Linked DNA regions of Homo sapiens: regions 2 and 3 are each linked to region 1. Evidence: read pairs that join two places in POLR2A ChIA-PET (ENCODE). Cell type or tissue: A673. All regions are shown on one strand. Links, peaks and the distances in the headings refer to the core of each region. The heading gives the core; the rest is flanking DNA.

Region 1 (7,538 bases), core at 760-5,759:
GCACAGATATATTTTGTGGGATGGAATGGGATCACATATGAAATTGGTGGGCAGGGAGATAGAGAAATACCCTGGGCAGATTAAGTGGGGTGTGGCATTCCCAGAAGGTCTCTCGTGCAGACCCCCAGGGTGTGGTGAAGTTGGCCCAGGAGTGGCCATGTGGACTTTCACCTCTGCCTAACTACTGGTGACCTTGTTGCATAATCTCTCTAGCCTCACCTTCCTCATGGTTTTTTTGTTTGTTTGTTTTCGAGACAGAGTCTTGCTCTGTCACCAGGCTGGAGTGCAGTGGCGTGATCTCAGTTCACTGCAATCTCCACCTCCCGGGTTCAAGCAATTCTCCTGCCTCAGCCTCCCGAGTAGTTGGGATTACAAGCGTCTGCCACCAAGTCCAGCTAACTTTTTTTTGTATTTTTAGTAGAGACGGGGTTTCACCATATTGGCCAGGCTGGTCTCGAACTCCTGACCTTGTGATCCTCCCGCCTTGGCCTCCTAAAGTGCTGGGTTTACAGGCGTGAACCACCGCACGCTGCCTATTTCTTTGGTTGTTTGTTTTTGAGACAGGGTCTAGCTCTGTAGCCCAGGATGGAGTGCAGTGGTATAATCATGGCTCACCGCAGCCTCAACCTCCCGGACTCAGATGATCCTCCCAATTCGGCCTCCCAAGTAGCTGAGACTACAGGTACACGCCACAACACCTGGCTAATTTTTTGTATTTTTTGTAGAGATGGGATTTCACCATGTTCCCCAGGCTGGTCTCAAACTCCTGGGCTCAAGCGATACACAGGCTACGGCTCCCAAAGTGCTGGGATTATAGGCATGAGCCACCACACCCGGCTACCTTCCTCATCTTTAAAACGAGGATGGTCAGGAGTGGTGGCTCACGCCTGTAATCCCGGCACTTTGGGAAGCTGAGGCGGGTGGATCACTTGAGGCTGATCAGGAGTTTGAGAGCAGCCTGACCAACATGGTGAAATCCCGTCTGTACTAAAAATACAAAAATTAGCCGGGTGTGGTGGCACATGCCTGTAATCCCAGCTACTCGGAAGGCTGAGGCAGGACAATCGCTTGAACCTGGAGGGGCAGAGGTTGCAGTGAGCAGAGATCGCACCACTGCACTCCAGCCTGGGCGAAAGAGCAAAACTCCATCTCAAAAATAAAAAAATAAAAAAAATAAAATGGGGATGGGAGTGATACCCCCCCCACATAGAATTCCTGAGAGGACCAAAAGAGAATCCATGTGGTATGCATGGCAGGCAGAAAGGAGCCTGGCTGGGAGGAAATGTACACTGCATCCCACTCTCATTCCTGCATACATTCACTCATTCACTCATTCTGCATGTACTATAGCCCAGGCACTATTCCGGACCTATCAGTGAACAAAACAAAGTCCCCCGTCCTCATGGGGCTTGCATTCTACAGGGGTTGAAAATCGGTAACAATAAGCAGAATACATAATGAAAGGGTAGAGTATGTTAGAAGGTTAGAGAGGTATGGAAAAATAAAAAGCCCAGCAGGGAGGGGTTATTATCTTTCTGTTTGTTTTGTTTTGAGACAGGGTCTCGCTCTGTCACCCAGGCTGGAGTACAGTGGTACAATCTCAGTTTACTGCAACCTCCACCTACCAGGATCAAGCGATCCTCCTGCTCTCAGCCTCCCAAGTAGCTGGGATTATAAGTGCACACAACCACACCCAGCCAATTTTTAAACTTTTTGTAGAGATGGTGTCTCGCTATAGTGCTCAGGTTGGTCTCGAGCTCCTGGGTTCAAGCAATCCTCCTTCCTTCGCCTCCCAAAGCTCTGGGATGACAGGCATGAGCCACTGAGCTTAAATAACTTCATTCTTACTCATGCCTCCCTTCCAAGGAAAGGAATAATTAATAAATCTCTTTTGCAGAAGGGTCTCACCCCCTCAATAGAGTTGCCACCTGCCCTGGAGTGTATATGCGATCTGAACGAAAGTGACTAGGCTTTAGCATACATTCACTCATTCGTTATTTCAACCAATAGATATCTCCAAAATACCTGATTATGGAGTGCCCACTATGAATTAGAAGCCCTTGTCCTCCTGAAGGGTTTTGTAGGCAGGGAAGGAGCTGCATGTGAACAATCTAAGTTAGGCAGTGAAGCCGGGTGCGGTGGCTCATGCCTGTGATCCCAGTACTCTGGGAGGCTGAGGCGGGCAGATCACTAAAGGTCAGGAGTTCCAGACCAGCCTGGCCAACATAGTGAAACCCCGTCTCTACTAAAAATAGAAGAAATAGCTGGGCATGGTGGCGGGTGCCTGTAATTCCAGCTGCTCAGGAGGCTGAGGCAGGAGAATCACTTGGACCTGGGAGATAGAGGTTGCAGTGAGCTGAGATTGCACTACTGCATTCCAGCCTGGGTGACAGAGACTCTGTCTCAAAAAAAAAAAAAAAAAAGTTAGATGATGATCAGAGCTGCCAGGCATGGCAGGCAGGCATTGCTGGAGGGGGTGAGGTCTGCGTGTGCGCCTCACTCTGCGGCCTTGTGCCACCAGCAGCTCTCTGGACTCGGGGGTCTGCTGCACCTTGGCTTGCTTTGGCTGTTTTCTTCTAATAAGTGAATAAGTGGATGGACCGTCCCTAACCTACGATCACGGGAGGCAACATAGATACGGCTGTTTCCAAGTGTGAAGGAAGGTTTTCTGAGTTGGCCCCTGAGCAAAAATATCAACCCCCGAGAAACCCATTCCCCAACCCCCAGAAGCAGGGAAGGACGCCGTGGCCATCTGCCCAGCCATGTACCTGGCCTGCGCCACGTCCCTCCTTCTCCTCTTCTCCGGCATGGGCTTCGTTGCTGTGCTTGGGAGGTCAATCTAACCCCACGGAAAGAGTGAAGAGGAGGGAGGAGCAGAGTCTCTTGTTGCAGATACGGCTGCTCACCAAGGCTGTGGGGAGCAGACGTGACCCCTGCGTTTCTGGGGCTGTGACTGCACTAGTGCAAAGGAGGAGAGATCGGGTCTGAGGGAGGAGGCTTGGCCACATGGCTAAGAACCTGAGGCCCGTGTGTGTCCGACCGCAGAGGCAGATGCTCCGCCTTGGGGTTAGGAGCTGGGAACAGGCCGTTCTCCCTACAGTCACTGCTCACATGGACCACAGCGATCTCTCCTGCCATCGGCCCCCTCAGCTGCTGACTCATGCTCCCCAGGGTTGGCAGAGGCGCCGGTCCAACTAGCTGAGTCATCAGAGGATGAATTGCAGAATTCTTATTCAGGCTGTCACCGGCAGCCGAGGGCCCTCTCCCCCGCCAAGCCATTCAAAGCATTCCCTCCCCGCTTGTCATTGTGTCTCTCCATCTCCGTCTTGGGGGCCTTGAACAGGATGCCAGCAGGGTGCATGGTGTGTCTCTGAGCACCCCCCTTAGGTCAAAATTCCAGACCTCTCCTAATAGGGACCAGGGCCTGGTTTATTAGCACGGGGCAGCATCTCAGATCTTTTTTTTTTTTTTTTTTGAGATGGAGTTTCACTGTTGTTACCCAGGCTGGAGTGCAAAGGTGCCATCTTGGCTCACTGCAACCTCTGCCTCCCGGGTTCAAGCAATTCTCCTACCTCAGCCTCCCAAGTAGCTGGGATTAAAGGCATGCGACACCACACCTGGCTAATTTTGTATTTTTAGTAGAGACGGGGTTTCACCATGTTGGTCAGGCTGGTCTTCAACTCCCAATCTCAGGTGATCTGCCCACCTTGGCCTCCCAAAGTGCCGGGATTACAGGCGTGAGCCACTGTACCCGGCTTAGCATCTCAGATCTTATTTCATCCACTCACTCATCTTATAAATGAGGAAACAGAGATACAGATAGGCTCAAGTGACTCGGCCAGGATTTGAGCTGCTTGAGAAGGCAGAGAACTGGGCATTGGGTGCTAGGAAGGGCAGCTTTGGAGTCAGACAGTTCTCAGTCTAAATTGAAATCGACTTATTCTGAGCAAGCCTCGCCAAGCCTCGGTTGGTTTTCTCATATGTAACAGAATGTGAAGGCTTCTGGGAGTCAATGGATGGGGAGCAGGCGAAGGCAAGATCTCAGCCACTGCTATCGGTTCTCCTGTATTTGATGGGGAGGCCAGAGGCTGAGATCATTCCTCTTCCTCTTTGGGAAAACTTGGAGGGGAGAGGAAGGAAGCTTTTTTGGGGGCTCTTGGATACCAGGTTAGGGGAGTGGGTTTGGCCAGTAGGTAGATGTTCCTAGAACCCGCCCCCCCTGCAGGGAGGACCCCAAATGCCACAGGCTGGAAAGTACCCACAGATGCAGCTGGATGCGGCGGCTCACGCCTGTAATCCCAGTGCTTTGGGAGGCCGAGGCGGACAGATCGCTTGAGCCCAGGAGTTTGAGAGCAGCCTGACCAACATGGCAAAATGCCATCTCTACAAAAATTAGCCAGGTATGGTCGTGAGTGCCTGTAATCTCAGCTACTTGAGGGACTGAGACAGGAGAATCATTTGAGCCCTGGAGGTTGAGGCTGCAGTGAGCCGAGATCGCACCACTGCCCTCCAGCCTGGGCGACAAAGTGAGACCCTGTCTCAAAAAACAAAATAAAAAATAAAAAAAGGGGGCTAGGTACGGTGGCTCACGCCTGTAATCCCAGCACTTTGGGAGGACAAGGCAGGCAGATCACAAGGTCAGGAGCTGGAGACCAGCTTGGCTAATATGGTGAAATCTTGTCTCTACTAAAAATACAAAAATTAGCAGGGGATGGTGGTGGGTGCCTGTAATCTCAGCTACTCGGGAGGCTGAGGCAGGAGAATCACTTGAACCCGGGAGGTGGAGGTTGCAGTGAACCGAGATTACGCCACTGCACTCCAGCCTGGATGACAGAGAGAGACTCCGTCTCAAAAAAATAAATAGAAAAAATAGAAAAGGGAAGGTACCCACAGGTGCTTGTTTGGCTTCCACAAACCCCAAAACAAAGCCCCACGTGGTGGGCACAGCCACCATGACCTGGGTCCCTCATGTACTTCCTGCATATCACACCTGCGTGTGCCCAGGTGGAGCCCTGCATGCGCCAGCATGGGCCAGATCACCTACTGGTTCCCACCCAGAAGGTGCATGCTTCTGCAATGTCCCCAAGGAATCTGTGTGGCCACCCTGGGAGCTACCTACCATTGGGTGGCTTTGATGACCTGATTTCCTTCACTATCTGGGCCTGGTTGTTAAAGGTTCCCTGTATCCAGCCGGGTGCAGTGGCTCACGCCTGTAATCCCAGCACTTTGGGAGGCTGAGGCGGGTGGATCACTTGAGGTCAGGAGTTCTAGACCAGCCTGGTCAACATGGTGAAACCCCGTCTCTACCAAAAGTACAAAAATTAGCCAGGCGTGTTGGCTTGTGCCTATAATCCCAGCTACTCAAGAGGCTGAGGCAGGAGAATTGCTTGAACCTGGGAGGTGGAGGTTGTAGTGAGCCAAGATCGTGCCACTGCACTCCAGCCTGGACGACAAGAGCGAAACTCCGTCTCAAAAAAAAAAAAAAAGGTTCCCCGTATCCATAAACCCTTCTGAGAAAAGGTTCCAATTTTTCAAAAGAACTTTATTAAGAAACAGAGGAAAGATACAAAATTCCCATCTGAGAAAGGTTCCCATTTTTCAAAAGAACTTTATTAAGAAACACAGAAAAGATACAAAATCCATAACCAAAGGAACTGAAGAGTTTACAGCACACTGGGTTTAGCCCATGGCAATGTAGAGAAATGGGCTGGGCTGGCGCTCAGTCACTAGGCACCGACGTCCTGATTCCTCGTCTTTGACCCAGTGTCCCTTGGTTGCTAAGTCAACCAGTTCTAACTTTCTCTGGAGACAAGTCAGGCTGCCCTCCCAAACCTCCTTCCTAATGTCTTTATACACAGGCCCTCTTCCATCTGGTCCCTAAGATTTCTCACCCAGCACCTCAGGTGAGATCTAGTCTGATGTTGCTGTACTTTGTATACTGCTCCAATCACAGGAGTCTGCAGTTTCTAGAAAATCTATTTTTGCTCCTGTCCTGATCCATTTCATAAACTGCATTCACAATCCAGTTGGGTAGTCTAATTTTGCTACCTTTGGTCAAGTTACCTACTTTCCCAAGTCTGCATCTGAACTTGGTCTTTCTCCTGCTAACAACGTATTCCTAGGTACTCTCTCTGGCAGTTCTCTGCCCCAGTTCATCCAAGACCTTCTCCCCAATACAGAAGTCCGCACCCCTTTCCAATCTCCCACTTAATTTATGGGATAGCCCTAGTTCTCTGCTTACCTTTCAAGGAGAGACAATCAGAGACCTTGATCTTGGCACTCGCCTGTTCAACCCTGCCCAGCTCAGGTCAGCAACCTCATCGGTTTCCTTGCAAAACTTTTGACTTCTGCCTTGGACTTTCGCCCCTTAGAATTTTATTTCTGCAGATTTAGAATATGGCATTGCTTTATAGATACCGTAATAATAAGGCTAAAATAGAAGGAGAGCTACTCCCTTTCCAAATGATATTTTCTCTAAACTCTCAAAAGATTGGGCCACTCTTGCCATTTTTCACTTTTTCTAAATGTCTACTCTTATGGGTCCTTAACTAATACGGTCTGATTCTTAGCTGGCTTTTAAGAATGGCATTACATTTCAGCAAGCTGGCCATTGGTCCCTTCTATTCCTGAAGTCACTGTTGTGACTTCAGATAAGGCTTCTTCAAGTAACTGCTGGAAAGCAAAACAAAATGGTCTCCTCTGAAGGAGAAGCTGATTTGCAGAAAGCTCTACTCGGGTGTTCCAGAGCTTTCACTCACAACACATGTACCTAACATCCTCATACACGCTTATGCTGATGGAGGGGTATCAGGTGGGTACAAGTCAGTTGAAACTTTTCCTAACCAACACCTTGTATTTGAGCTTTATGGTGTCCGAAATACTTCTCTACATTTCTCATCCAGTCCTCACAGCAGCTCTGTGAAGTGGGCATGTGGATGTCATTATCCCAATGTTACTGATGTACAAACTGAGGCTCAGAGAGGTTAAGGCACTAGACCAAGATCACACAGCTGTTTAGTGCAGAGCCAACACTCAACCCAGGTCTCTGCTCCCTCATTCTCTTCCCATTTCTTGACACCAAGAATACGAAAGAGGTTTTCTACTTCCCTCTTCCCTACCCAAACAGGATTTTCTTTTCACTGGTCCATCCACGCACAACCTAGTCAGTTCCGAACAGGAAAAGGAACAATTTATCAAGTTAATTGTCACAATCCCAGGTGTGGTGCAGTGGGCTGGGGTAAAACATTTTGCTGTATCTTTCATGATGTTCCTGATTTCTCTCTTTTTTTTTTTTCTTTTTGAGACAGGGTCTCACTCTGTTGCCCAGGCTGGAGTGCAGTGGTACGATCTCAGCTCGCTGCAACCCCTGCCTCCCGGGCTCAAGCGATTCTCCCACCTCAGCCTCCTGAGTAGCTGGGATTACAGGCATGTGCCACCACGCCTGGCTAATTTTTGTATTTTTAGTAGAGATGGGGGTTTCACCATGTTGGCTAGGCTGGTCTCGAACTCCTGACCTCAGGTCATCCACCCGCCTCAGC
Region 2 (7,881 bases), core at 2,882-7,881, 210 kb before region 1:
GGCCTCCCAAAGTGCTGGGATTACAGGTGTGAGCCACCACGCCCAGCCGTCATAGACCAACTTTTAATACTAAGATATTCTTTTTAAAGTCCACAGTTAGAAACCAGAATGACCTAACTTTCCCTGTTGTTCCTTTTCTTCCTCGCAGGTTTGAGTCCTGCTGGCCGGCCCTGATGAAGGATGCTCATGGAGTGGTGATCGTCTTCAATGCTGACATCCCAAGCCACCGGAAGGAAATGGAGATGTGGTATTCCTGCTTTGTCCAACAGCCGTCCTTACAGGACACACAGTGTATGCTAATTGCACACCACAAACCAGGCTCTGGAGATGATAAAGGAAGCCTGTCTTTGTGTAAGGAAACTGGAATTTCTCTTCCTCTTTTGTCTTGAATGTTTTGGACACCTACATATTGTCCCATGTCCTAGAAACCAGCAGCTCTGTCCAGTTACTGAGCACCTACTGTACCCTAGGCAATTGTTACCCTCTCCATGTGAGTCCACTACGTCTCTACTAAAAATACAAAAATTAGCCAGGCATGATGGCAGGCGCCTGTACTCCCAGCTACTCAGGGGGCTAAGGCAGGAGAATTGCTTGAGCCCAGGAGGCGGAGATTGCAGTGAGTTGAGATCTCACCACTACACTCCAGTTTGTGTGACAGGGCGAGACACCATCTCAAAAAAAAAAAAAAAAAAAGAGAAAAGACCGGGTGCGGTGGCTCAGACCTGTAATCCCAACACTTTGGGAGGCCAAGGTGTGCGGATCACTTGAGGTCGGGAGTTCTAGACCAACCTGGCCAACACGGTGAAACCCCATCTCTACTAAAAATACAAAAATTAGCCAGGGGTGGTGGTGCATACCTGTAATCCCAGCTACTCAGGAGGCTGAGGCAAGAGAATCACTTGTACCTGGGAGGTAGAGGTTGCAGTGAGCTGAGATTGTGCCATTGCACTCCAGCCTGGACAACAAGAGTGAAACTCTGTTTCAAAAAAAAAAAGAGCAGAATACAGAGTGGGAAAATCCTTGTAGCTATTCTTGGGTACAACTAGGGGGGCACTCTTTCTGAAAGAACTTTTCTGGAGAAAAACCTCCAATTCACATAACACACATCCCAGAGGTGACACAGTCATCCTGAAAAAGAACTCACAAAATATTCAGAAACAAAATGAGAATAATAGAGAATCTATTCCTTTCTGGTTTAAGAACAGAAGACCTGGAAAGTGGTTTGTAAGGTTTTCATCCTGTCGCCAGGGGGCAGTATAGCAAACCCATTCTCTGTTCTCTGGTGTCAAGAAGACAACTTGATCTGTGAACTTCAGAAAGTTAAATTTCTTCTAGAAGTTTCATTGGGAGCTATAAAGGGCCCTTCATGGAAACTCTTTGCCTAATTAACCTTATCTTCATTTTCAAGCGCCACCCTTGAACAAGCTGAAGCTGGTGCACTCAAACCTGGAAGATGACCCTGAGGAGATCCGGATGGAATTCATAAAGTATTTAAAAAGCATAATCAACTCCATGTCTGAGAGCAGAGACAGGGAGGAGATGTCAATTATGACCTAGCCAGCCTTCACCTGGGACTGCCACATCCCCAGTGAAATCAGCATGTTTCTCGGTGCAGATCTGAAATCACATCCAGCTCCTGATGTTTTCTTCTCCCTCTGACTGCAGAGGAAGTGTTCCTACCTGCAGGAAGGCACCTGTCACACAGGGCGTTCACTCAGACCATCTGTGCTCTGCCCTGAGTTCAGTTGAGAAAATCCTATTATCAAATTTGGATTTCCTGGCCCCAGAACTTCCCAAAGACCTGTAAAATGGAGGGATTTACCACCTCACATATGTCCAGTTAAACAGTTTGTGGACTTGTAACCGTCGCAGCCCAATGATACAACAGTAGTTTAATCACGTGTATTGGCTTGAATGTGATTTTCATTCCTTGATTCACCCAACAAATACCGACTGGCTGAGCACCTGCTGTGTGTGCACTGCTGTTCTAGCTGCTGACCATAGACAGCATAAATGAAAAAGACAGAAATTCCCACCTTCGTGGAACTCTCCATTTTCCTAAATGTTAGGTTGGTGCAAAACTAATCGTGGTTTTTGCCATTTTTAATTTTTAATGGCAAAAGCCACTATTACTTTTGCACCAACCTAATAGGCCGATTCAGAAACTTGAGTGCAATGTCTTGGATATGCAAAAAAGAAAATCAAAACGCATTCTTCATTCTCTATAAGAGTTCTAGGCGGGGCGTGGTGGCTCACACTTGTAATCCCAGCACTTTGGGAGGCCAAGGTGGGCGGATCATGAGGTCAGGAGATCGAGACCATCCTGACCAACGTGGTGAAACCCCATCTCTACTAAAAATAGAAAAATCAGCTGGGTGTGGTGCCGCGTGCCTGTAATCCCAGCTACTTGGGAGGCTGAGGCATAAGAATTGTTTGAGCCCGGGAGACAGAGGTTGCAGTGAGCCAAGATTGCGCCACTGTACTCCAGCTTGGGCAACAGAGCAAGACTCCATCTCAAAAAAAAAAGAGTTCTAGCCCAGGAGCGGTGGCTCACACTTGTAATCCCAGCACTTTGGGATGCTAAGGCAGGCGGATCACTTGAGGCCAGGAGTTCAAGACCAGCCTGGCCAACATGGCAAAATCCCATCTCTACTAAAAATACAAAAATTCACAGGGTGTGTTGGCACACGCCTGTAATACCAGCTACTCAGGTGGCTGAGGCATAAGAATTGCTTGAGCCTGGGAGGCAGAGATTGCACTGAGCCGAGATCGCGCCACTATACTCCAGCCTGGGCAACAGACATCCTGTCTCAAATAAATTAAATTACATTAAATGTTTAAGAAGAAGTCTAAATAAGTTTCATATGCTGCCCTCCCTCAGATAATGAGGGAACCTGGGGTACTTAAAATGCCAAATGAACGTATACTTGATCCTTATTCATAGATTTTGTATTTGAGAATTTGCCTACTCACTAAAATATGTTTGTAACCCCCAAATCAATACTGTGGCACTTTCTCAGTTATTCGCAGACACACAGAGACAAAAAATTTGAAGTGCCTGGCTGGGCGTGGTGGCTCACGCCTGTAATCCCAGCACTTTGGGAGGCCGAGGCAGGCGGATCACAAGGTCCAGAGATCGAGACCATCCTGGCCAACATGGTGAAACCCCGTCTCTACTAAAAATACAAAAATTAGCTGGGCATGGTGGGGCATGCCTGTAGTCCCAGCTACTCAGAAGGGTGAGGCAGAATTGCCTGAACCCGCGAGGCGGAGACTGCAGTGAGCCGAGATCGCACCACTGCACTCCAGCCTGGTGACAGAGCAAAAAAAAAAAAATTGAAGTGCCTGGCCAGTTGCAGTGGGTCACACCTGTAATCCCAACACTTTGGGAGGCTAAGATGGGAGAACTGATGGAAGCCAGGAGTTCAAGAACAGCCTGGCCAACATGGCGAAACCCCATCTCTACTAAAAATACAAAAATTCGCCAGGCATGTTGGCACACACCTGTAATACCAGCTACTCATGTGGCTGAGGCATAAGAATTGCTTGAGCCTGGAGGCCGGGTGCAGTGGCTTACGCCTGTAATCCCAACACTTTGGGAGTCTGAGACGGGTGGAAATCCTGAGGTCAGGAGTTCAAGACCAGCCTGTCCAACATGGTGAAACCCCGTCTCTACTAAAAATACAAAAATTAGCTGGGCGTGGTAGCACGTGCCTGTAATCCCAGCTACCTGGGAAGCTGAGGCAGGAGAATCGCTTGAACCTGGGAGGCGGAGGTTGCAGTAAGCCGAGATTGTGCCATTGCACTCCAGCCTGGGCAACAAGAGCAAAACTCCATCTCAAAAAAAAGAAAAAAGTGCCGAGTGGAGTGGCTCACACCTGTAATCCCAGCACTTTGGGAGGCCAAGGCAGGTAAATCACAAGGTCAGGAGTTCGAGACCAGCCTGTCCAACATGGTGAAACCCCGACTCTACTAAAAACACAAAAAATTAGCTGGGCCTGGTGGCGGGTACCTGTAATCCCAGCTACTCAGGAAGCTGAGGGAGGAGAATCACTTGAACCCAGGAGGCAGAGGTTGCAGTGAGCCAAGATCGCGCCACTGCTCTCCAGCCTCGGCAACATAGCGAGACTCCGTCACAAAAAAAAAAAAAAAAAAAACAACTCTCTCCAAAACATTATATTTATTTAGATGACCTTGATATGGACACTATATCCAGTTGGAAAGTGGAGTACAGACACAATTTTTTGTTTTTTGTTTTTTTGAGACACGGTGTCACTCTGTCATCCCGGCTGGAGTGCAGTGGCATGACCACAGCTCACAGCAGCCTCAATCTCCTGGGCTCCACTGATCTCGCCAGCTCAGCCTCTGAGTAGTTGAGACTAGAGATACACACACCAGTAATGGTCCAGCCCACTAATTAGTGCACGCCTGGCTAATTTTTGTACTTTTTGTAGAGATGGGGTTTTGCCATGTTGCCCCAGCTGATCTCGAACTCCTGTCCTTGAGTGATCCGCCCGTCTCAGCCTCCCAAAGTGGTGGGATTACAGGCATGAGTCATTGTGCCCAGCCCATACACAACCTCTAAAAAATTTTTCATAACACCAAATTGGTAAACATGTTCAAAAGATTTAATGTACAGAATCACTAGATACGGTGAGTTTACGGTTTATTGTAGAAGCAAGTTTGTTTTAATCATCTTAGGAGATTTTTTTGTGTTGTTTTGTTTTTTTGAGAGTCTCACTGCAATCTCCACCCTCCGGGTTCAACTGATTCTCCTCCCTCAGCCTCCCAAGCAGCTGGGATTACAGGTGCCTGCCACTGCACCCGGCTAATTTTTGTATTTTTAGTAGAGACGGTTTCACCATCTTGGCCAGGCTGGTCTTGAACTCCTGACCTTGTGGTCTACCCGCCTCAGCCTCCCAAAGTGCTGGGATTACAGGTGTGAGCCACTGCACCCAGCCATGGAGTTATTTTTCATTCATAATTGTTATGTTTGTAATTTTTTAACATAGCCAATAAGAAAATACACTAAGTAGATGAAATGGTAGATGTAGCTCTTTTCAGCTGAGAGTGGGAGAAAAAGTTGAGGCACCTAAGGGAGATGAATAAAAATGCTAGGGTGTCTGTCACTTTCACAGTGAGGAGGGCTGACATGTAGCTGTGTGAGCAGTCTACTGGAGAGAGTGGCTTTTCTAGACCATGACAATTCCCTGGCAATTTAGTTTGAACCACATTCACCTGTTAGGATTACCATGCGTATTATTAATGTCAACTGAACTAAATCATCTTTCCATGACAGCTGCCTAACAAGAATCCATCTCACAAAATTGACCACCTCAAAAGGAAATTATTTTCATTTCACCTTTAATGATTATTCAAGACCCCAGTATAACAACCCAAGGCCAGGCGCAGTGGCTCACGCCTGTAATCCCAGCACTTTGGGAGGCCGAGGCGGGTGGATTACGAGGTTAAGAGATCGAGACCATCCTGGCTAACAGTGAAACCCCACCTCTACTAAAAATACAAAAAATAAGCCGGGTGTGGTGGCGGGCACCTGTAGTCCCAGCTACTCAGGAGGCTGAGGCAGGAGAATGGCGTGAACCTGGGAGGCGGAGCTTGCAGTGAGCCGAGGTCCCGCCACTGCACTCCAGCCTGGGCGACAGAGCGAGACTCCATCTCAAAAAAAAAAAAAAAAAAAAAATTAACCCAGCAGATTTTGTTCACCTGAATGGCCAGAGTACAACCCATTAAATATTTGAATTGAGTAAAAGCCTTCAGATTTTAAGTTTTGAGAGTTTTTTTTCTGCTTGATCTAGTCTATCATTGAAGCTTTCGAGTATACTTTGTATTTCATCCAGTGATTTCTTCAGTTCCACATTTGCCATGTGCTCTGGAAAACTCTGTATCTGGTTGGTAAATACCTCAACCATATCCAGAATTGCTGTTGACATTTCCTTACTTTCTTTTTCAGAAGTCTCTTGAATCCCTCTAATCTTGGTTAAAATCAGTTTCCACAATTCTCTATATGACATTTCTTGAATTTCTTTTGGATGGGGATCTGTTGCTGGAGAATTACTGGGTTCCTTTGGAGGCGTCCCACTTCCTTGCTTTTTCACGTTTCCCGTGTCCTTCCATTGAGATCTGCACATCCTGTGTAAATTGCTTCTTCCAAGTTTGTGAATTTGCTTTGTAGGGGAGGACTTCTTCCTAAAAATGTAGATAGGGTGTTGGTTAGGTGGGGCACTTTGGCTTTGATTGGGGTAGTACTGTAGGCTCTGTATGATTTCTTGGGTGGCTTAGGGTGTGGTTATTAGTGGAGGGTGTGGTTGCTGGGGACTAAGAGGCTAAGGTGGGCCAGTCTTTGAGCCCAGGAGCGGTGTAGGCTGGCTCTGGCATTAATGGGTTCAGGGGAGCAATTTGGAGTCCTCTAGGTGCTCTGCTCGAATCCTGGTAGTGGCAGCCCCTGTGGGCGGCAAGCTACCCAGGCGCCGAGGCAAGAGACCGAGGACACGAGCTGTTCCAGTACAATAAAATATAAAACAAGAATAGTTATACCAGATATAGATCTTAGAGATGATTATATATGAATATCATTAATCATTAGTTGGTAGTAATTAATTTATCCCAATATTATAATAATCCTTGCTCTAAAATCATAACCTAGGAAAAACCAGGCCATACAGAGATAGGAGCTGAGGGGACATAGTGAGGTGTGACCAGAAGACAAGAGTGCGAGCCTTCTGTTATGCCCAGACAGGGCCACCAGAAGGGCTCCTTGGGCTAGCGGTAACGCCAGCTTCTGGGAAGACGCCCCTTGCCGAGCGGACGGTAGTCTAGTGGTAGCCTCAGTGTCAAGGAAAAACACAGGCTACTTAGCAGACCGGGAAAGGGAGTCTCCCTTTCCCCGGGGGAGTTTAGAGAAGACTCTGCTCCTCCACCTCTTGTTGGAGGGCCTGACATTAGTCAGGCTTGCCCGCAGTTATCTGGAGGCCTCACCATCTCCCTGTGATGCTGTGCTTCAGTGGTCACGCTCGTAGTCCGCCTTCATGTTCCATCCTGTACACCTGGCTCTGCCTTCTAGATAGCAGTAGTAAATTAGTGAAAATACTAAAAGTCTCTGATATGCAAAAATAATGGCGTAAGCTGTCTTTCTCTTTGTCTCTCTCTCTCGCTGCCTTGGCTGCCAGGCAGGGAAGGGCCCCCTGTCCAGTGGACACGTGACCCACGTGACCTTACCTATCATTGGAGATGACTCACACTCTTTACCCTGCCCCTTTTGCTTTGTATCCAAAATATAACAGCGCAGCCAGACATTCGGGGCCACTGCCGGTCTCCGCGCATTGGTGGTAGTGGTGCCCCGGGCCCAGCTGTCTTTTCTTTTATCCCTTTGTCTTGTGTCTTTATTTCTACACTCTCTCGTCGCCGCACACAGGGAGAAGCCCCCCGACCCTGTGGGGCTGGTCCCTGCAAGCCCCAGCTAAGCTCGTGGTTGATCCCAGGCCCTGGAGCAGTGAGTGTGATGTGGATGAGGACAGTTGCAGTTGGGTGGTATCCCACAGGCTGGGTCCCTGACCCCAGACCCCGGGGAGGAGTGTTCAGCCGCCAACGGTGGCGGAAAGGGCAGAACAGCCACCAATCCCCAGGCCCCTGGCCCTCCTGCTCAAGGTCCTCAGGGGACGGAGCCGCCAGTGGACTGTCCTCAGGCCCCCGGGGTTTGGGCTCTGGTTGTGACAGACAGGGAAGGGCTGGGCCCCAGGCGGCGGACGGAAAGCTCAGGCGGGGCAGGGCGGGCGCGCAGTTGGCTCGTGTCTGGGTCCCGCGGCAGCGGCGGGATTATTTGTCCTTTGGGACTCCTGAGAGCGCCTGGCCTCCCCTCTCCCT
Region 3 (10,762 bases), core at 480-5,479, 130 kb before region 1:
GTGCTTCTGCCTACATTTTTCCACAGTGGGGAAGTAGGGGGAAACTTTTACAGAAGCAAGGTGCAGCACCCCACCCTGAATCACACAGGCAGGAGAGGGGAGCCGGCATTCAGACTCCACGGCTGGGGTGGTCCTGGGAGAGGGACCTGACTGCGTCTCCCAACCGTGCACCCCAGCCCCTGGCCACGCAGCCCATGTGCCCCTGGGCTCTTCCATAATCTCTCCATTGACTGCTAGAGCCACCTGGGGACTCAGACTCGTGTCAGCCCCAGAGGGAGTGGCTGGGAGGAAGAAAGTGCTCCCAGAGAACTTTGTCCCTCCTGCCTACCCCCCGACTCTGCACCCTGCATCTCCTGGCAGGGACCCAGCCTTTCCCCTTCAGCACCAACAGTTATGCCCCACCCGGGAAAGGGGTGCAAGGTCCTTGGAATGCTTGGCAACTATCAAAGACAGAGAAGGGAGGAGAAGGGGGAAGCAAGAGGGAGCCCGCAGCCTCCAGCTCTGAGAAAAGGGAAACTGAGGCACTGAAAGACTGAGCTAGACTGACCTGGATCGGTCCTGGGCCCAGGATTCCACCTAGGTCAGAAACTCCACCGGGTGTGGTGGTCCACACCTGTAACCTGAGCTACTCAGGAGGCTGAGGCAGGAGGATCGCCTGCATCCAGGAGTTCAATCAAGGCTACAGTGATGAGCTGTAGTGGCGCCACTGTCCTCTGGCCTGGGCGACAAAGCAAGACCCTGTCTCTAAAACTGCCCTAGGCCCTCTGCTGTACAGCACCGCTGCCCCCTACCTGTTACTCCAGGAAGAAACCAAGGTCAAAATGTCCAGCACTGGGCTAGGACAGTGAAGGACTTGGAGTGGAATCAGACGTGGGGAAGGCGACAGCGATGCTTAGCTGTGGTTTCTGTATACCCAGCAACGTGAGAGCAACCTGATAGGGCAGTTGTTCTCAGCCGGGCGACTTTGCACAATGATTGTCACAGCTTGTGGGGAGGGGGTTGCTACTGGCACCCCGTGGGTAGAGGTCAGGGAGGCTTCTGAACATCCCACAGTACACAGGACGGCCCCCAGAATAGAGTTGCCCAGCTCAGGTGTCAAGAGTGCCCAGGAGAAAGCCTGTAATCCAGGCACAAGCAAAGCGTGCCAGGTGCATGGGAGGAGTGGGGAGCAGGGTGGGAGGGGCCCAGATGCCTAAGGAGGGAAGGGTGACTGCAACTGGGTAGGCTGGAGGAGCCCAGGGGAAGGAGAGGATGTGGGGACTGTTAGGTACAAGAGAGCAAGAAGGTGAGGGGGGCCTGGCACAGTGGCTCATGCCTGTAATCCCAGCACTTCAGGAGGCCGAGGCAAGCAGATCATTTGGGGTCAGGAGTTCGAGACCAGCCTGGACAACATGGTGAAACCCTGTCTCTACTAAAAACAGAAAAATTAGCCGGGCGTGGTGGTGCGTGTCTGTAATCCCAGCTACTGGGGAGGCTGAGGCAGGAGAATCACTTGAACCTGGGATGGTGAGGGGCTGTTGGGCTGGCTCCGTCGCAGAGGGGAGATGGGAAAGGCTGACAACTGTGCCCACCCCCAGGGTATATTCAGGCCTGCCGGGCACTCATGATCACCGCCATCCTCCTGGGCTTCCTCGGCCTCTTGCTAGGCATAGCGGGCCTGCGCTGCACCAACATTGGGGGCCTGGAGCTCTCCAGGAAAGCCAAGCTGGCGGCCACCGCAGGGGCCCTCCACATTCTGGCCGGTAACTGGGGGAAGGTGATGGGGCGGGGGTCCCCCTCAACCGCAGACTTCAGGCTGCTTTGTCCTCATCTAATCTCCTCTCCAATTCCCACTCCTCATGCTCACCTCCCCTACCCTGCTGCATGGACACCTGCTCACCCCTGCCTCATCTGTACTCCCCAGATCTCCTGGCTGCAAATCAGCCCATCGGCAGTGTTTCTTGAGCTCCCAGTAGGGGCTGGCCACGGCCAGGTGTGGGAGGGACTTCGAAGATAAGAGTGAGCGGCTGCCTCCGGGAGCTTACATCCTAGCTGGGGAGCAGAGTTAGGGTGCACGCTATGGCGCACACACACAGTGCACGTCCACAGTGCCATACCACGGGGCATGGTGGCTCATGCCTGTAATCCCAGCACTTTGGTAGGCTGAGGTGGGTGGATTACTTGAGGTCAGGAGTTCAAAACCAGCCTGGCCAACATGGTGAAACCCTGTCTCTACTAAAAATACCAAAAAAAAAAAAAAAAAAAAAAAAAAAAAATTAGCCAGGCGTGGTGGCAGGCACCTGTAGTCCCACTGACTTGGAGGCTGAGGCAGGAGAATCACCTGAACCTGGGAGGCAGAAGTTGTAGTAAGCCAAGATTGTGCCACTGCATTCCAGCCTGGGTGAAAGAGTGAGACTGTCAAAAAAAAAATGGCCAAGGCAGGAGAACTGCCTTGAGCCCAGGAGTTCCAGACTAGCCTGGGCAGCATAGTGAGAACCCGTCTCAGCAAAAAACAAAAACAATGCCATCTGGCCATTGCTTTTCAATTTGCAGAACATTTCTGTACCCATTGCCTCACAATAAGCCTTTGAGGTAGGGTGGGTATTGCTTGTTTTCCAGAGGTAAAACAGGCCCAGAAAGGTCAGGTGGCTTGCAAGAGGACAAGCCCCCAGTGAGTAGGGTGGTGCTAGCCCGGGGGTCTGCCTGGCTTCAGGAAAGGACGACCCTGGACTCCCATGGCCCAGCTGGGTTTTCAAGGTTTCAAGGGTGGGCGGGATTTGGATGGGGCTCCATCTGGGTGAGGAGATGATGGGATGAAGGCCCTAGAGGTGGGCATGAACTAGGTAGATCTGGGACCAAAGAGAGAAGAGGCAGGAGGAGGTTGAGGTAGTGTGAGATGAGCTGGGTGGGCTGGACTTGGGGCCTAAGGGCTACCCTGAGAAGTTGACCCCAGGAAGGAGGAAGGCTTATAAACTGGGGTGGGGAGAAAGGAATTGAGTGAAATTGCTGCTCTGGGACTTGGTGCCCCCGTCCTACTCTGGGCAGCCCCTGCCTGCCTCTCCCCTAAGCCCCCTCCCCCACTATCCCTCCCCCTGGACTGGACTGGGGTCGTCCTCCGGTCCCCAGGTATCTGCGGGATGGTGGCCATCTCCTGGTACGCCTTCAACATCACCCGGGACTTCTTCGACCCCTTGTACCCCGGAACCAAGTGAGTGAGGAAACCCCCCACCCCCCGCCCTCGGGGCAGCGGGTGGGACTCAGCCCTGCCCCCCGGCTGGCGTCTCACTTGTCCCCCGCCCCCGCGCCGCCCTTGTGCGCAGGTACGAGCTGGGCCCCGCCCTCTACCTGGGGTGGAGCGCCTCACTGATCTCCATCCTGGGTGGCCTCTGCCTCTGCTCCGCCTGCTGCTGCGGCTCTGACGAGGACCCAGCCGCCAGGTGAGCAGGGTGAGGCGCAGGCTGGGGCCGGGCGGGATTGGAGAGAGGAGGGCCGCGCCCCCGCTCTGACCCCGGGCCCTCCCCGCAGCGCCCGGCGGCCCTACCAGGCTCCAGTGTCCGTGATGCCCGTCGCCACCTCGGACCAAGAAGGCGACAGCAGCTTTGGCAAATACGGCAGAAACGCCTACGTGTAGCAGCTCTGGCCCGTGGGCCCCGCTGTCTTCCCACTGCCCCAAGGAGAGGGGACCTGGCCGGGGCCCATTCCCCTATAGTAACCTCAGGGGCCGGCCACGCCCCGCTCCCGTAGCCCCGCCCCGGCCACGGCCCCGTGTCTTGCACTCTCATGGCCCCTCCAGGCCAAGAACTGCTCTTGGGAAGTCGCATATCTCCCCTCTGAGGCTGGATCCCTCATCTTCTGACCCTGGGTTCTGGGCTGTGAAGGGGACGGTGTCCCCGCACGTTTGTATTGTGTATAAATACATTCATTAATAAATGCATATTGTGACCGTTCAGGGCTTGAAGGTGTCAGAAGCGGCCGGCCAAGCAAGGGGTGAGGGGTGGTGCCAGGGGTCGGTTCAGGTCTGGGACCCCAGACTGCCACCCTGTCCACCACTTTGGGGCTGTGTTGTACAGCAAAATAGAAGAGGGGTTGCAAGTGATTTCGCCAGTGGCACATAATTGCTGGTAAGAGTCACCAAGGAGCAGATCCCGGAAGTCCCGGCTGCAGGAAACTGGAAATAGCAGAGATGGCCCCTGGCCAGCCTGAGACCCCAAGCTGCTCCTTTCACTCTCCATGGCCAGTCTAGAGCAGAGCTGCGTGCCCTGGGCCTGAGCATGGATGGTTATCAGGAGTGATAAGCCTTTTGAAATTCTGTTTAACATTAACTTGGGAATGGTGCAGAGACTTTCTCCGGGGAAGGTACAGTACCTTCCAGAAGAGCCTCTGGAGGTCTGTCGGTGGGTATGTGTGCACCTCGGTGGTGTCCGGCTGAGACACGGTTCTGGGTTGTGGGTGGGTTTGCTGCAGGCCCAGTGGGTGCTAAGCACAGAGCTGCACCCGCTTAAGATGAGACAGTGAGGCCAGGTGTGGTGGCTCATGCCTGTAATCCCAGCACTTTGGGAGGCTGAGGCGGGGGAGGGGGGGTGGCGAGGAGGATCACTTAAGGTCAGGAGTTTAAGACCACCCTGGCCAACATGGTGAAACCCCTTCTCTACTAAAAAAAAAAAATACAAAAATTAGCTGGGCATGGTGGTGCGTTACTGTAGTCCCAGCTACTCAGGAGGCCAAGGTGGGAGGGTCGTTTGACCCCAGGAGTTGGAGGCTGCAGTGAGCTGTGAACCACTGCACTCCAGCCTGGGCGACAGAGGGAGATCCTGTCTCAAAAAAAAAAAGAGAGAAAACAAAAGGACAATGAGGCCGCTAGGAAGAAGCCTGGTATCCAGCAAAGTGGGCAATGGAGCCCCATCCCAGCACTATCCTCTGCAGTGCGAACAAGTGGCCAGTCCCTTGGGGAGCCCTGGATTCTGACCACAGCCCCTCCCCTTTCTCCTTCATCTCATTCGCCCTCACCAACCCTCCCCTGGAATGGAGAGATCTGCATTGGCATTCCACCTGTGCCTCTCCCCTGCGCTTCAGAAGTACATGTATGTTCCTACCATGTGGGCTCCAGACACATCGAATTCATCACTTTCCGCAGAGCTGCAGTCCCCATCACCCCTGTCACCAGCATGGCTGACATCTCTGTCTGCAGATGGACAACCTCTCCCTCCCCTCTGCTCCACCACTTCCTCTCCTCCGTTCATTGCCAAATCCTCCAGACTCTCCCTCTATGGTGTTTTTCACACCCATCTACTTCTCTCTCTTCTCCACTGCTGGTCCTGGGGCAGGCCCTCATACTCTCCTGCCCCCCCACAACTACAGGGTTCCCCCAACTGGGCGTCTCAAGCACGGTCTTCCTAATGCACTCCTGGAGAACCACCGACCGCCCTGCCTTGGCAGCTCCTGGCCCCGCCAGAAGAAAGCCCCAGACAGTTATGAACTTGACATGCTGCCTGGGCCTGGCCCACCTCTCCATCCCCATTGCTCCCTTTCCTCCGGATAAACCGTGCTCCACCATCACACCAGGCTGCTTCCTGGGCCCTGGACACACCTTCACCTTGGGGCTGGGATCCTTGGGATCCTTTTGGCTGGGCTCCAGCCAGAAACACTGGTGCTTTTTTTTTTTTTTTTTTTTTTTTTTTTGAGACAGAGTCTTGCTCTGTCACCCAGGCTGGAGTGCAGTGGTGCGATGTTGGCTCACTGCAACCTCGGCCTCCCAGGTTCAAGAGATTCTCCTGCCTCAGCCTCCCAAGTAGCTGGGACTACAGGCGTGCGCCACCATGCCCAGCTAATTTTTTTGTATTTTTAGTAGAGACAGGGTTTCACCATGTTGGCCAGGCTGGTCTCAAACTCCTGACCTCAGGTAATCCGCCTGCCTCAGCCTCCCAAAGTGCTGGAATTACAAGTGTGAGCCGCTGCGCCTGGCCAGATGCCCTGGTGCCTTTTGAGCTGCTCCCTACATAAAGGGTCCTGTGGCCAACAAGTCTGTGACCAACTGCAATCCTCTCCTTCCACACCGTCTTCTGTCTTTTACAGGCCAGGCTCAGTAGAAGTGTCTTTTACAGGCCAGGCTCAGTGGATCATGGCCATAATCCCAGCACTTTGGGAGGCCAAGGCAGGAGAATCCCTTAAGCCCAGGAATTCAAGACCAACCTGGGCAACGTAGCGAGACCCCATCTCTACTAAAAAAATAAAAATTAGGGCCAGGAGCAGTGGCTCACACCTGTAATCCCAGCACTTTGGGAGACTAAGGTGGGCGGATCACCTGAGGTCAGGAGTTCAAGAGCAGCCTGGCCAACATGGCAAAACCCCAACTCTACTAAAAATACAAAAATTAGCCAGGAGTGGTGGCACACACCTATAATCCCAGCTACTCAGGAGGCTGAGGCAGGAAAATTGCTTGAACTTGGGAAATGGATATTGCAGTGAGCTGAGATTGTGCCACTGCACTCCAGCCTGGGCGACAGAGCGAGACTCCGTCTTGAAAAACAAACAAAAAGTGTCTTACAATCCTGAAAGGCCATGAGAGTGCTCCCTATAGTGAAGGAAGACAAAAGTCAATTACAACTGCTGACACCTCCAGGCACTTCCAAAAGTCTTCAGTGTGCCACCCCCACATGTCTACCTCCTTTTCCCAACACCAGCCTGCCTCTTCTCACTTCTTCCCCCTTCAGGAAAAACAACCTGTGCCCAGTTTTACAACTCGGCATTTAAGTGTGTGCCTTAATATGGTCACCAGGTTGAGTTTTGATTTCTTCCCGGGTGGACATGTGACTACAAAGGGTTATGGAGACATTTGCCCTTTTTCAGAACACATACTGAGCTGCTTCCCTGCTAGAAGCTGGAGTGGGCCTGTGCCCTCAAAGAACCCACAGCCTAGGAGCAAACACAAATGTAAACCACTGGCCGGGCGCAGAGGCTCACACCTGTAATCCCAGCACTTTGGGAGGCCGGGGTTGGCGGATCACCTGAGGTCAGGAGTTCGAGACCAGCCTGGCCAACATAATGAAACTCCATCTCTAATAAAAATACAAAATTATTAGCCAGGCGAGGTGGCGGGTGCCTGTTATCCCAGCTACTTAGGAGGCTGCAGCAGGAGAATCGCTTGAACAACCAGGGAGGCAGAGGTTGCAGTGAGCTGAGATCGTGCCACTGCACTCCAGCTTGGGTGACAGAGTGAGACCCTGTCTCAAAAAAATTAAAAGAAAAAATAAAAAACATCCAAAAACTAGCGGGGCATGGTGGTGGGCACCTGTAATTCTAACTACTCAGGAGGCTGAGGCACGAGAATCACTTGAACCTGGGAGGTGGAGGTTGCAGTGAGCCAAGATCATGCCACTGCACTCCAGCCTGAGCGACAGAGTGACACTCTGTCTCAAAAAAAGAAATGTAAATGCAAACTGCTGGCTACCTGACAATTGGGCCAGGTGCTGGGTTTAGTCCCCAGGGAGCTGGCTGTGAAAAACTCAACAACATGCTTTAGGTCTTGGCAGTATCATCAAGCGCTCTCATTTGCTGCGTACTCACTAGAAGTCAGGTCTCGGGCTAGGTGTATTGAATTCTTGCAATAGCTGCAGCATGGCTCCAACAGCATCAGAGAGGTGAAGTGACCTGTCCGAGCTACACCACTAGTTAGTACTCAGACCAGGATTTCTCCAAGACTGAAGACACAATTGCCCTGCTTCCCAGAATTCTTGGCTCTCCTAACTCACATCAATTAAAATCAAGATCTTTTTTTTGTTTTGTTTTGAGACAGGGTCTTGCTCTGTTGCCCAGGTTGGACTGCAGTAAAGTGATTGCTGCCCACCACAGCCTCAACCTCCCAGGCCCAAGCCATCCTTCCCTGAGTAGCTGGGACTAAAGGTGTGCGCCACCATACCTGGCTAATTTTTAATTTTTTTTTTTTTTTTTTTTTTGAGACGGAGTCTTGATCTGTCGCACAGGCTGGAGTGCAGTGGCGCAATCTCGGCTCACTGCAAGCTCCGCCTCCCGGGTTCACGCCATTCTCCTGCCTCAGCCTCCCGAGTAGCTGGGACTACAGGTGCCCGCCACCAGGCCGGCTAATTTTTTGTATTTTTAGTAGAGACGGAGTTTCACCGTGTTAGCCAGGATGGTCTCGATCTCCTGACCTCGTGATCTGCCTGCCTCGGCCTCCCAAAGTGCTGAGATTACAGGCATGAGTCACCGTGCCCGGCCAATTTTTAAATTTTTTGTAGAGATGGGGTCTCCCTGTGTTGCCCAAGCTGGTCTCAAACTACTAGGATCAAGAGACCCTCCTGCCTCAGCCTCCCAAAGCGTTGGGATTACAGGCCTGAGCCACAGCACCCAGCCTCATTGAAGTTTTTAGGAGTAACCACCCGTGTCCACACTTCCAAACCCTGGCACCAACCTCTTCCTCCTCTGTGCTCCCAGGAAAGGGGGGTGCTGCCCTTATCACATGACACTAGGTTTACCTTCTAGAACCTTAGAGCAGAGTATACATTTCCCAAAGACCAGGTGTCTCCCAAGGTAGGAAAAAATCTCCCTAGCATGAAGGAAGCTGGCAAAATTGTTTCAGGCTGTCCTTGGGGAATTATGGTTTTCTTTCTTTTTTCTTTTTTTTTTTGAGACTGAGTCTTGCTCTGTCACCCAGGCTGGAGTGCAATGGCGTGATCTCAGCTCACTGCAACCTCTGCCTCCTGGGTTCCAGCAATTCTCCTGCCTCAGCCTCCCAAATAGCTGGGATTACAGGCGTGTGCCACCACACCTAGCTGATTTTTGTAATTTTAGTATAGACTGGGTTTCACCATGTTGGCCAGGCTGGTCTCGAACTCCTGACCTCAAGTGATCCGCCTGCTTCGGGCTCCCAAAGTGTTGGGATTACAGGCGTGAGCCACCTGCCTGGCCGAATTATGGTTTTTCAATGGGGGTCCAAAGTCCCTGGACTCAGCTTCCTAGAGAATGTCATGGATGGCATCAGAGAGCAACCAGAGGCCTTCAGGGTCCAGCCCTGTCCTCTCAAGGTCATTTTGGAAGGCGGAGTACGTCACTGGGGAGAGAAATCTTACATTGAACAGAACCAGTGTGCCTCTTTTTATAACCACAAAATATGAAACAGTCAGCTAAGTTAGGAAAGAATCCAAAGAGATTGTGCTGACAGTGCAAGCTGGACGGGAATCCCAGCCTAGGATGCCACGGAGAAGCACAGATGGTGTTGTTCAGCCCCGAAATAGTCTTTTCTTTTCTTTTTGGAGACGGAGTCTCACTCTGTTGCCCAGGCTGGAATGCAATGGCGCGATCTCAGCTCACTGCAACCTCTGCCTCCCGGGTTCAAGCGATTCTCCTGCCTCAGCCTCCTGAGTAGCTGGGATTACAGGCACATGCCACCATGCCTGGCTAATTTTGTTTTTTTTGTTTTTTTTTTTTGAGATGGAGTCTTACTCTGTTGCCCAGGCTGGAGTGCAATGGTGAGATCTCAGCTCACTGCAACCTCCACCTCCCGGGTTCAAGCGATTCTCTTGCCTCAGCCTCCCAGGTAGCTGGGATTACAGGTGCCCACCACCACGCCCGGCTAATTTTTGTACTTTCAATAGAGATGGGGTTTCACCATGTTGGCCAGGCTGGTCTCAAACTCCCGACCTCAGGTGATCCACCTGCCTTGGCCTCCCAAAGTGTTAGGATTACAGGCGTGAGCCACTGCACCCGGCCTTTTTTTTTTTCTTAGCCGGGGTCTCATTCTGTTGCCCAAGCTGGAGTGCAATGACGTGATCTCGGCTCACTGCAACCTCCGCCTCCCAGGTTCAAGCGATTCTGCTGCCTCAGCCTCCAGAGTAGCTGGGACTACACGCACACGCCACCATGCCCAGCTAATTTTTGTATTTTTAGTAGAGACAGGGTTTCACCATGTTGGCCAGGCTGGTCTCAAACTCCTGACCTCAAGTGATCTGCCCACCTCAGCCTCCCAAAGTGCTGGGATTACAGGCGTGAGCCACCTTGCCTGGCCGTAACACTCCACTTTTTAATGGGAGGACAAAGATTTTTGAGCCATCTTGAAAAACCACCTCACCTGGATTGTCTCTGAATCCTGACATCAGCCCCCCAACATGAAGCTGACACCAAAACCAGTACTGCCTGCCCAGCTGCAAGTCTTCAGAGAAAGGGAGGCAGTTCCTCAAGAAAACCCTGGGGAATACTTGAGCCAACCCCCAGGAAAGTACCCAAAAGTGAAGGCCTAACATGGTGACTGGCCAGGCACGGTGGCTCTCACCTGTAATCCCACCACTTTGGAGGCCGAGGCGGGTGGATCATCTGAGGTCAGAAGTTCGAAACCAGCCTGGCCAACAAGGTGAAACCCCATCTCTACAAAAAATACAAAAATTAGCTGGGCATAGTGGTAGGCGCCTGTAATCCCAGCTACTCAGAAGGCTGAGGCATGAGGGTCACTTGAACCTGGGAGGTGGAGGTTGCAGTGAGCTGAGATGGCGCCACTGCACTCCAGCCTGGGCAACAGAGCGAGACTGCATCTCAGAAAAAAAAAAAATGGTGCCTAACGTTGACTTTGCTGGATCTCTCTAATATCTTAATGAGGCCATCTGTTCAATGGATACTTACTAAGCACTTGCTTTGCTATGAGGTTAACAGGGTTCTGGGCCTTAATACAGCAACCAAAAGGACCTTACGAGATTACAGCTTGCAATTCATTTAGACAAGGTATGGGTATAAGAAGTTCACATGAGTCACAGCACCCAGGGCCACCCAGACCAGGGGC

Evidence for each region. ChIA-PET counts read pairs that join two places held together with the same protein. Peaks named below come from ENCODE experiments on the same cell type or tissue, not always from the same donor. Only the 100,000 strongest peaks of a DNase experiment are listed, where the experiment ranks them.
Region 2: POLR2A ChIA-PET joins it to region 1 with 9 read pairs; 3 of 35 experiments call an interaction of 5 or more read pairs at or near these places.
Region 3: POLR2A ChIA-PET joins it to region 1 with 6 read pairs; 6 of 35 experiments call an interaction of 5 or more read pairs at or near these places.

The regions. Positions count from the first base shown.
Region 1 is chr7:101,095,951-101,103,488 of GRCh38, reverse strand. TRIM56 (tripartite motif containing 56) reads right to left here. Exons shown (of 3, transcript NM_030961.3): 3 at 5,522-7,538. Among named protein-coding and RNA genes, the nearest start is that of TRIM56, 14 kb to the right of the region's middle. RefSeq lists cis regulatory regions at 3,152-3,162, 3,197-3,207 and enhancers at 3,085-3,229, 3,130-3,274, 3,027-3,321, 2,682-3,389, 3,390-4,097. In A673, for the core only: no CTCF peak of the experiment used is centred there; a DNase peak (open chromatin) is centred at 3,208; H3K27ac peaks cover 1,967 bases.
Region 2 is chr7:101,308,810-101,316,690 of GRCh38, reverse strand. IFT22 (intraflagellar transport 22) reads left to right here. Exons shown (of 5, transcript NM_022777.4): 4 at 149-351; 5 at 1,409-5,777. The coding sequence ends at 1,557. EMSLR (E2F1 mRNA stabilizing lncRNA) reads right to left here. Exons shown (of 2, transcript NR_110115.2): 2 at 5,352-6,207. Among named protein-coding and RNA genes, the nearest start is that of EMSLR, 4.4 kb to the right of the region's middle. RefSeq lists an enhancer at 6,886-7,713. In A673, for the core only: no CTCF peak of the experiment used is centred there; no DNase peak of the experiment used is centred there; H3K4me3 peaks cover 566 bases; H3K27ac peaks cover 435 bases.
Region 3 is chr7:101,225,258-101,236,019 of GRCh38, reverse strand. CLDN15 (claudin 15) reads left to right here. Exons shown (of 5, transcript NM_014343.3): 2 at 1,578-1,742; 3 at 3,106-3,187; 4 at 3,300-3,416; 5 at 3,505-3,926. The coding sequence ends at 3,610. Among named protein-coding and RNA genes, the nearest start is that of CLDN15, 7.2 kb to the left of the region's middle. RefSeq lists an enhancer at 3,549-4,470 and a silencer at 8,791-8,967. In A673, for the core only: no CTCF peak of the experiment used is centred there; no DNase peak of the experiment used is centred there.